Regions from separate parts of the Homo sapiens genome. Here region 2 is linked to region 1. Evidence: read pairs that join two places in POLR2A ChIA-PET (ENCODE). Cell type or tissue: A673. All regions are shown on one strand. Each heading gives the region's core, and the rest is flanking DNA. Links, peaks and the distances in the headings are about the cores only.

Region 1 (5,364 bases), core at 263-5,262:
TACAATGTGGCTGAAACCAGGAAATGATAAACGGTTAACACCCAAAATTTGGCTTTTCACCACTTCCAATTTTCGGGCCCCTGTTAAAAGTTCCGGTACCGTTCACGGTCCATTAGCAGAGGCAGTCACACCTCATCCATCTGGCATCTCTGGGGGCCAGCCCTCCCCCAAACTAGCTCCCCACTGAGCACAAAAATCAATCCCAACTTGAACCACTTTAAGGAAAACTTCCTTAACACGGTTCACATAGTTCCTGCCTTTTTTAAAAATCCTGCTTTCTTAAATCCAACTTATCAGGCCTAATTTAACCCATTGTTGGCCCAGGGCTGCTGTGGGGTCAGAGACATTTCCCACAAGGCCCCAGCCCCTTCTTTCCAAGGTCAACCCCCGCCACCATCTTCTGTGGCTTCTTCTGAAATCACTCCTCAGAGGCCCTGTGCCTACTTCCAGGAGCAACAGTCCCTCCTGCTTTGCTGCAGGCCGGGAAATCTGATAAGCAGGCGACTGGAAACCCCCGCAAAAAGCAGCAAAAAGGTTGAGCAGAGGCGGGGGCGGTTCTACAGAAGCCCAGGGCTGTGTGTGAAGCCCTGGCTGGCTCGGCTCCTTCCTTGCTGCGACGTGGCCAGGACACTGCTCACCTAAACCGCGGTCTGGGCTGAACCCTGCCCTGTGCCAAGCCAGCCACCCTCCAGCACCTATCTGCCGTATCTAACAAGGATGCCCAGCTGCTCTGCCTTTGGGCTCTTCCGGTGTCTCCAGCAGCTCTGAACACGCCTGCAGGGCCTCCCAGCCTTCCTCACCGCGCCCTCTCTCTTCCCCTCTGGAAAACCATTCTTGCCAAAAGCTTCAGCTCAGCTAATCTTCTAACCCTTCTCCCTGCCACGAGGCCCAGGATTCTCTAACCAGCCATGGCCACTCTGAGCATCTCCAAAGCCCGACTCCACTCTGGAGCCCTGCCGGCCACGTGGGCAGAATCAGCTGTCTCCGTGTCTTCTCATGCATCCTCACCCTGTCACAGCCAAGATCCCTAAGGGCCAGCGGCTGCTTCCTCACCTTCCCCTGGGCCTCGCACAGAATGCTCAGTGGTGCTTGGCTCAAGCCTGTTGTTTCTCAGAGGCCCTTTTGCTCACTTCCCTGTTCTTGGCTATGCTGACCGGAAGCTGGGGTTGCCAGCTAAGAGAAGTTTTATTTAGTTGCTTTTCCTGAACAAGAGGAACTAAATGCAAACATAGCAACACTTAAATTACCCAGAAGATTCTGAAAATGGGACAAGAATGTCTTTTGGTTATCCAGAAGATACCCTTCTTTAAAATCTTTTAAAAACAGCAGCCCCTTTCTGGCCTTGCTCATAACACCATATTTCAAGTTACTAACTCAGAGATGCCACGAGATCTGACTGCTCCATCTGTAACCCTCCGAGACCCACAGCTGTCAAAGGCACAGGAGGGGCTTGTGTCAGCACAAGTAAGCCTGCCTCCGGGCTTTGGTCATTTTCTTTCTCCAGAACGTGAACCTCAGAAAAAGACCCCACACTTCCTTGCTAGCACCTCGGAGCTCTGCCTCCCAGGCTCTGCTCCATCCTCTCCAGCAGTGGAGTGACCTGTACACAGCAACCTGGAGGGGAAGGGGAGCCGCTAGCACGGGACCCACCAGGACGAGAGTCCCACCACTCGGGCAAGACCATCGAACTCCCCCCTTGGAATTTGGGCACTGGGAGAACACTGTCCTGTCCCAAACACAGAACAAGCGACACAGTCCAGCTGCAGCTGATCAACATCAGGAAGGCAAGCCCAGCGCCGACGGTCAAGTGAACTTAATTGAAGCCGATGATTCAGGATCTGGCCTGAATTAGCCTCCGGACAGCTCCGATGAGCTCAGGCCAGAGCAAGCTTGCTCAGGAACCAGCGCCCCTGGATGCCCGTTACTGCCTTGGGAACATCCTCCCGTTAATGAAGATCAGCGGGTGTGCCAAGAGCTCATCTTGCAGAAAAATCGAAATAAAAACTGGGAAGGAGAATTAAGCCAACCCTACTTGCATAATAAAAAGAGCCACAGAGAATAAATCAAGGGTAAATACATTAAGGCATTCACACACCACCATCTGTTTCAAGTTAAACCAGTCACAGAGGAGGAAAAAACCCAGGTTTGTTAGCGTGATTTTATATTACGCTTTGCTTCAACATTTCCATAATTTACACACAAATCTGAGCACAGCACTGATTAAACACACATGCATGGTCTGATTATCTACCTGCCAGAAGTATTTCCACGTCCGTTGCAGAACCACTTCTTGCTGGTATTACAGTAAACCACGCAGGCAGGATCGTGTATTCCACAGTAACTAAAAAATCAAAACAGCGACAGTTACAGCTGGAAGCTTGCTCTCTGGTTTTCATTTGGCAAGATGTGAAATTCTTTCCTCTGACAACATTTTTAAGTTCTTCATTAAACACATACTCAACCCCAACAATCCCAGTAACCAAATCAAACCAGTTAACCAGGGCTTCTCAAATCCAAGAATGCAGGGAAGGGGTATGTGGCAGAAGCTCCGAGGGGATAAGGAGCAAAGCCACCTCCAAGGAGAGTCCTGCTGGAAGGAGGCCTCACTCCTCCAGGGCCATTCTAGTCCCCGTTCTTTGGCCTGAAATTCAGGAATCCAGCCTCAGACCCAGTGGTCATGGTGAACTCTGGGCTCCAGCAGAGGGCACTGTGCTCCCAGGGAGCTGGGCACAGACCCTGCAGCAGCAGCGCCCTGAAGCTCAGGCCCCGAAGCCCAAGCGAGGAGCCTCGGGAGAGCCTCACCCCACCACTGGCTGTGGTTTTCTGAAAATCCACATACCAAACCCAAAAATACTAGCTCCCCAGAGCTGCACCAGGACTTATGGCCATCTCTGTGTGTTAAGAGAACACAATTACATACACGAAAACATCTGTAAATGAGAATGAGTGAAGAGCTGAGATGCAGGAAAGAGTGCCTGCCCACCAAGCCTAGCGAAGAGCAGCCTCAGTCCCGGAGCGCTGGGCAGCACGCGGGCAAGGAGCTGCAGGGAGGGCCCCAAGTGGGTGCCCACAGACAGAGGCAGGGCTCAGGCCCAAACCTGCCGTGACTGTCGCTCAGGCTGGAGTGCAGTGGTGCGATCTCGGCTCACTACAACCTCCGCCTCCCGGGTTCATGTCATTCTCCTGCCTCAGCCTCCCAAGTAGCTAGCTGGGACTACAGGCGCCCGCCACCATGCTTGGCTAATTTTTTGTATTTTTAGTGGAGACAGGGTTTCACCGTGTTAGCCAGGATGGTCTCGATCTCCTGACCTCGTGATCTGCCCACCTCGGCCTCCCAAAGTGCTGGGATTACAGGAGTGAGCCACCGTGCCTGGCCAAAACCTTCTCCCCTCTTCTAATCTACATTTCCTCACTTGTGTGTCACAAAAATACAGAAATAAGCCTCAACAAGGGACGATCCCACTCGAGATGAGAATTCTAAATTTGTCAACATGCAGGTCTATCCACTAACTACTGTCTTCACATCCAATTCTCCAGGCACGGCCAAGGCAGCGGGAGGCAGGGATGCCCCAGAACCCTGCAGCAACTGCTTTGTGAGGGTATCTCAGCTGCTCCACTCACCCTCCCACCCCAGATGCTCACCCAATGCCATGACAAATTCTTTCTATGAGTGAGTGCGCAGGTACCAGGCAATGCCCCCAGGGTCTGAGGAGGCCAAAGGAAGGAAAACTTTTCCCACCAGCTGGTGAATTCAGGGTGTCGGAGGTTGCTGAGCCCACCTCCTGACCGGTAACAGGCCTTGGCTGTGCACATGGCCTGAGCAATTTCCTTACTCCCGAGGACACCGCCACCCAGAGTCACAGCACAAGGGCGCCACCCTGTACCTGGGAGGTGAGTGTCCCAGGCCCATGCCAGAGGCACCCACCTGTCCAGCACATGCCCAGGCCCAGCTGAGCTCAGCTCACCTGCAGGCGTGTATGGGGAGGTCCTTCGTGTAATAGGTGTCTTCTTCATCTTCCTCGAAGTTCAACTCAGCCAACAACTGGCTGGTCTTGGCTACACTGTCGTCCACAGCCCCGTTCTGCAGGATGCCTTCGGGCCCAACCTGCAGCAGAACGCAGTGTCACCTGAGTGAGGCTGCAGCTTCCAGGACTCAGTGCAGAAGAACCAGCCTCGATGACTCTGGTGTGACACCCTGGCCTCATCTCTGCTTTGAGACAGTTTCCCTTGTTCTGACTGGATTTCACTCTTCTCTAGCAAACCTACCTGGCCAAAAAAGGGCCACTGGTGGCCTTCTACACCCCCCGGTCCCCCACACAGCTGGTCTAACCCCCGCCTAGCCACAGAGCCATGTCCATGCCCACAACCAGGATGCTTAGGAAGATGCTTCTTTCCCATGACTGAGGACCACAAGGAGCAGGGTGACTTTTACAGACTGACAGCAGTGTGCCCTGAGGACAGCTTCATGATGCCAGACCCACCACAGTGTAAGGCTCATCAAACACTACGAAGCTGCCACCCATGCAGATGTGGAAATGTCACTGGCCACATCCACTGCCACCTCACCCTCCCCATCCCTTCAAGGCAGCCCTCTCCTGAGGATGAAGTAGAAACTGAACACTGAGATACCCTTGGCAACCGAGGCCACACCCTCACTGAAGGCGCCTCTTCTATGTTCAGCAAAGGCAGACAGCGCATGGCTCTAAGTCATCAGGCCACAACTGCACAGGACACTTGCAAGGAGACCACACAGCCACTGGGGCTCCTCATGCCACTCCCAAGTACCAGCACCTCAAATGACATGGCCAACAGTCCCTGGCATGGCCCCCATAGGCCACCTAACCCCACCACGGGGTCAGGCAGCGGGAGCACTGTGTCATGGCAGAACACAAGGTGGCACAAAATTAAGGGCCAGGGAGGAGTGATGGGAGCTCCCCTAGGGACGGCACCAAATCTCCCACTGCCAGTCCCAGCACCCCAGACAGCCCCTCGGCCTAATGCCCTTGCTGTGTGATGCAGCACCTGTGCGAGCCTAGGGACAGGTGCTCATGGGGAGCAGCACCCCACAGAGGCCCCTCCAGCCCGCCTGGCTGGGGTGCATGGGCACGTGCTACCTGCACGCACAGATGCACACTGGGCCCAATGCTGCCCTGCAGTGATCTGGTCACAACACAAGCTGACTTCTGGGTTAACTTCTCCCTTCACTCTCTGAAAAGTTTCAAGATAAAACATTAATTTCAAAAATATATTTGACCCTAGGAACTATCATGAAATGAGGTAAAACAGCAGTAGGGGACAGTGCCTGGCACAGAGAAGTTCCACAGCCCACGCCAGGGGACATGATGGGTGAAGGACAAGAGGGTC
Region 2 (5,364 bases), core at 290-5,289, 56 kb before region 1:
ATGTGGGAGTGAGGGTGTCCTCCTCTGCTGGGCGGGGCTGGTGGTCCTAAGCACAGGACTTAGGAACATCCCAGACACACACAGTGAGCCCTGGGTGTGGAGCGGCCATGCAATGTGTCTGTGGCGACCCGCTGACCGCCCCCTCGCCCTGTCCTGCAGCACAGCCATGACAGTGCAGATCCTGCTGAAGCTGGACCGCCTGGACCTCGCCCGGTGAGCCCTCCTGCCCCTCTCCACCCGCACTGAGCCACAGCCCAGAGCGTCACAGCCCAGAGCGTCACAGCCCAGAGCGTCTGTGGTGCTGTCATTACTCTTGTTGTCTTTCCTTTCCATGGGGGTGGCTTGCTGTCGTTCAGCCCTTCCCTGCAGTATGTTGCCAGGGAGGAGGGCCATGGCTCTCTGTGCCTCAGTTTCTCTCTATGCAGTGGGTGGCAGGCCTCTCCCACAGGGTGAGGGTGGGCTTCATGGAGGGAGAGTGGAGGTTGTGCCTGGAGCAACATGTTACTTGACCAGCTTGTAACTGTGCCGTGGGGCTGGCGGGGCCTGCACGTGGCATCACCAGGTCGGAGGCCATGGCTGGGGGTCCAGGACTCCCCTGCTGCCGTTTCCAAAGCCCTTGCCTCAGAGTTGTTCACACTGTAGTTCCGTTGCCCTTCCCTGCGTTCCATCCTCCATGGAGTGAGTCTCTCCTGAGCTCTACCTTGTGGTGGCCACCCTGGGGGGCCATAGCTGGCCCCAGTCCCACCTTCCCAGGGCCTGCACGTGGTCAGACGGGCAGGGTGGCTCGGGCACTTAGTCGTGGGGTATGAGCATGCAGTGGAGCACAAAGCAGGGGCCATCCCCAGGCTCCGGTGGGCCCCAAGTGGGGACAAGGCAGGGATGGCCAGGCCAGGGCCCTCGGCCACTCAGCCCCTCTGTCATCTGTCCCCGCCCCAGGAAGGAGCTGAAGAGAATGCAGGACCTGGACGAGGATGCCACCCTCACCCAGCTCGCCACTGCCTGGGTCAGCCTGGCCACGGTGAGCCCTAGGCCATGAGGTGGGTGGGCATTGCGGGCACCTGGCTGAGCAGGGTCTGTGGGCACCCCCACCTGTGCGTAGGCTGCTGGCCACTCCAGTGGGGCTCCAGGATCAGGCCGTGGCCCCTGCCAGCCTGGCATAACTCAGCCTTGACTCCATTCCGGGCTTCTCACAGCCAAGCGACTTGGCCAGAGCCAGAGCGAAGAGATGGTGGGGGCGGGGACGGGTTCCTGAGCCTGAGGCACAGGGGTACTCGAGGGTCTGGGTTGGCCTGGCAGGCCCTCCTCCCCTCAGGGCTTCCTGGGGTTTTCTGCGACTCAGCTTTGCTCTCCAGGGTCCTGGTCGCCAGCCAGGGACGGAGTTCAGTGTTCCCATAGCAGCGGTGGAGATGTCCTCAGCTCCCAGGCCTGGGCACCTCCGCCCGGCAACAGCCCCTCTCCTGGTTTCTGGGACTTGGCCCCCTTCTGAGCCACTCTTTTGTGTGGGCCTATTAAAATGTGCTTCCTGGCTGGTCGCAGTGGCTCACGCCTGTAATCCCAGCACTTCGGGAGGCCGAGGCGGGTGGATCATGTGAGGTTGGGAGTTCTAGACCAGCCTGACCAACATGGAGAAACCCCATCTTTACCAAAAATACAAAATTAGCTGGGCTTGGTGCCATGCACCTGTAAACCCAGCTACTCAGGAGGCTGAGGCAGGAGAATCGCTTGAACCCGGGAGGTGGAGGTTGCGGTGAGCCAAGATCGCGCCAGTGCACTCCTGCCTGAGCAACAAGAGTGAAACTCTGAGAAAGAAAAAAAAATGTGCTCCCCGTCCCTGCCCGCCACGGGGCTGAAGCCTCACCCAGACAGACTTCCAGTGACCGTCTAGTATGGTAGGACAGGCCCCGGCAGACCTATCGGGTAGTTTGGGCTGTTTTCACTGCCTGCCTTGGCCTCAGGCTCCCCCTGCAAGTGTTCTGCTGTTCTGAGCAAGTGGACAGGTCAGGGCTGCTGGTCACAGAGCTGACTCCTCCTCCTCTGACGTGCTCAGTGACCCAGTGGTCCCCACTCAGACCCTGAGCCAGCCACCTGTGCACTGAGGCCTTGGAAGCCCCAGATTCCACCTCTGTGTACTCAGCACTCCGGGAGCTGGGTGGGAGGTGGGGCAGGAGGCGGCCACGAGTCTTTAGGCCCCATCAGCAGAGTACAAGTTACGGGTAGTCCCCATGGCGGAGTGGCTGTGCCTTGAACCGGGCACACCAGATTCGTCTCTGTGCAGTGCTGGAGTCCCCCCCGCTAGGGGAGGGGGCTGGCGGGGGAAGGGCCGGGCAGCAGGGGCACAGGCAATGATGCGGGACCCTCCCTGCAGGGTGGTGAGAAGCTGCAGGATGCCTACTACATCTTCCAGGAGATGGCTGACAAGTGCTCGCCCACCCTGCTGCTGCTCAATGGGCAGGCGGCCTGCCACATGGCCCAGGGCCGCTGGGAGGCCGCTGAGGGCCTGCTGCAGGAGGCGCTAGACAAGGTAGGCACAAGCCTGTCCCAGAGTGGGGACGGAGGGAAGGCCAGGCGGCCAGAGGGTGGGGTCAGGGCGGACAGAAACAAGTGTAGCAGAGACCCCCTGGGTGTGCGTGTGGCCCCACAGGGCTTCTAAGGCCCAGTCAGCAGCGAGATCCACAAAGCAGGGATCTCACCTGCAAAGAAATCCAGATTCCGGCCTCACAGAAATGGGGCATCTGGGCAGCCTGGGCCTCAGTGGTCTGAGCCGTCCTTGTTGTCACCTCAGCTGCCTGGCCCGGGACCTGCAAGTGGGACCCCTCACCTGAGTACATACTCAGTATTGGAGAGACACTCCCCGTACTTATGTAGGGGAGAGTGTGCTGTGGACAGGAGCTCTTCGTTGAGAGAGCGCTGCCTGCCCAGGGTGGCTGCAGTCATCTCCTGCCTGATGTCTGCAGTCTTTTCTTCCTTCCTTCCTTCCTTCCTTCCTTCCTTCCTTCCTTCCTTCCTTCCTTCCTTCTTTCCCTTCCTTCCTTCCTTCCTTTCCTTCCTTTCCTTCCTTTCCTTCCTTTCCTTTCCTTCCTTTCCTTCCTTTCCTTCCTTTCCTTTCTTCTTTTTTTTTTTTTTTGAGATGGAGTCTCACTCTGTCACCCAGGCTGCAGTGCAGTGGTGTGATCTCAGCTCAATGCAACCTCCGCCTCCTGGGTTCAAGTGATTCTTTTGCCTCAGCCTCCCAAGTAGCTGGGATTACAGGCGGCTGCCACCACGCCTGGCTAATTTTTGTATTTTTAGTAGAGACGGGGTTTTGCCATGTTGGTCAGGCTGGTCTCAAACTCCTGACCTCAGGTGATCCACCCGCCTCAGCCTCCCAAAGTGCTGGGATTATAGGCGTGAGCCACCACGCCTGGCCATCTGCAGTCTTTATGAAGAGTTTATGTTATGTTAAATTAAAAATATATATATATTTTGTAAAGACGGGGTTGTTCTTGCTGTGTTGCCCAGGTTGGTCTCGAACTCCTGGCCTCAAGTGATCGTCCCACCTCAGCCTCCCAAAGCATTAGGATTATAGGTGTGAGCCACCATGCTTGGTGGATTTTTTTTTTTTTTTTTTTTGAGATGGAGTCTTGCTCTGTCGCCCAGGCTGGAGTGCAGTGGTGTGATCTCGGCTCACTGCAAGCTCTGCCTCCTGGGTTCATGCCATTCTCCTGCCTCAGCCTCCCGAGTAGCTGGGACTACAGGCGCCCACCACCATGCCCAGCTAATTTTTTGTATTTTTAGTAGAGATGGGGTTTTGCTGTGTTAGCCAGGATGGTCTCAATCTCCTGACCTCATGATGCTGCCCACCTTGGACTCCCAAAGTACTGGATTACAGGCGTGAGCCACTGTGCCCAGCCTGGATTATTATTTTTATAATCAGAAAGGACATCAAAGCTTTTTCCATTTTGGAGAAACGAATTTTGGGGGGTTTTTTGTTTGTTTTTTGAAACGGTATGCCACCATGCGTGGCTAATTTTTGTATTTTTTGTTAGAAATGGGGTCTCACTGTGTTGTCCAGGTTAGTCTTGAACTCCTGGGCTCAAACAATTCTCACCCTCCTTGGCCTTCTAAAGTGCTGGGATGATAGACATGCGCCAGTGCGCCCAGCTGAGAAACAGTTTTAATCTAGTGACAAACACTGGTGAAGCCCTCCTCCCTGTCTGACTTTCCAGGGGCTGAGTTATCATCAGAAAGTTGTTTGCAGAGCGGGGCTGGCCAAGGGGTATCAGGCTGGCCCCATCACAGGCCGGGTACTGCTCCTCCTGAGCAGGGTCCATCTTTAGCTCTGAGCAGTCAGGGCTAGTCAGGAACTCCCAGCCTGATGTGCAATCTCAGACAGGCTGTGTGTCCCTCGCTGCCCCAGGGGCAAGACTGGCGCCCTCCTCCACCACCCTGCCCCTCCCTGCCACCTGAGAACACTTGGATGCATGTTGTGTTCATGGCCGCATCCTCTGGGGGCTTTTGTTACACCTCTCAGGTGACACGTTCCGTGACTCACCAGTTAGATGACTCCCTTCTGTCCTTGTCTCTTGAAACACCACCTGGGGCTGGCTGGCCGTGCCCCTTGGCCCTGGTGGCCTCCCCGTGGCTGTGGTCACCCTGCATTCTTGCTGGGTTTTGGGAGGCACTCAGGTCCCCCCACTTCCCTTTGGAGCCACCTCATGGCTGCTCCTGTGAGCGCAAGCTGGTGTCCCCCTTCATGGTGGAGACTGAGGCTCAGAAAAGTCCGGTCTGCAAAAAGGTGCCCTGCCATGGGCCGCCGTGGGCAGGTCGGGCTCTGGGCGCATCCTCGTTGGTGTGTCTGTGCTCCAAGCAGACACCAGGGCTCTGGCTGGGTCTCCTGGCCTAGATGTTTCCTAGGGTCCTGTGTGCTGGGAGCCTAGAGTGAGTGAGTCAGGCAAGGTCCCCTGCCGAGGTCTCCTTCAAGGCTCCTTGGGAGCTGGTGCAGGGGTGGCAGGTCTGCCCATGGCCTCGGGGTTCGTTGTACAGCAGGAGTTGAGGCCATCTGGGTCTGGGCCCCATGGCTTTGAGATGTGTGGGACAAATACAACCTTCCCAAGTCTCTGTAAACAAGGGGTCGTACCCCAGGCTGGACTACAGATGGGGAAACTGAGGCTCAGCGAGGCGGCTGGCCCCTTGGCACCGTATCATCTGAGATCTCCACCTTGCAGAGCGGTGGGCGGTGTCAGTCCCACCCCACCTCTGAGGAGGTGACCTTGTGTGGTGCTGCCTGAGGTGGGGGTGACGGGCAGGCATGGGGGCTGGAGTGGCTGACCCTGCCTCCCCGTGTCTGCCTGTGTCTCCAGGATAGTGGCTACCCAGAGACGCTGG

What was found. ChIA-PET counts read pairs that join two places held together with the same protein. Peaks named below come from ENCODE experiments on the same cell type or tissue, not always from the same donor. Only the 100,000 strongest peaks of a DNase experiment are listed, where the experiment ranks them.
Region 2: POLR2A ChIA-PET joins it to region 1 with 12 read pairs; 13 of 35 experiments call an interaction of 5 or more read pairs at or near these places.

What each region holds. Positions count from the first base shown.
Region 1 is chr19:18,844,721-18,850,084 of GRCh38, reverse strand. UPF1 (UPF1 RNA helicase and ATPase) reads right to left here. Exons shown (of 24, transcript NM_002911.4): 2 at 3,966-4,105; 3 at 2,252-2,341; 4 at 1-10. Among named protein-coding and RNA genes, the nearest start is that of UPF1, 15 kb to the right of the region's middle. RefSeq lists a silencer at 235-459 and enhancers at 1,007-1,126, 2,586-2,645. In A673, for the core only: a CTCF peak has its summit at 2,688 (motif pointing right); a DNase peak (open chromatin) is centred at 2,724; H3K27ac peaks cover 2,733 bases.
Region 2 is chr19:18,900,425-18,905,788 of GRCh38, reverse strand. COPE (coat protein complex I subunit epsilon) reads left to right here. Exons shown (of 10, transcript NM_007263.4): 5 at 160-213; 6 at 937-1,018; 7 at 2,366-2,521; 8 at 5,340-5,364. Among named protein-coding and RNA genes, the nearest start is that of GDF1, 6.9 kb to the right of the region's middle. In A673, for the core only: a CTCF peak has its summit at 2,539; no DNase peak of the experiment used is centred there.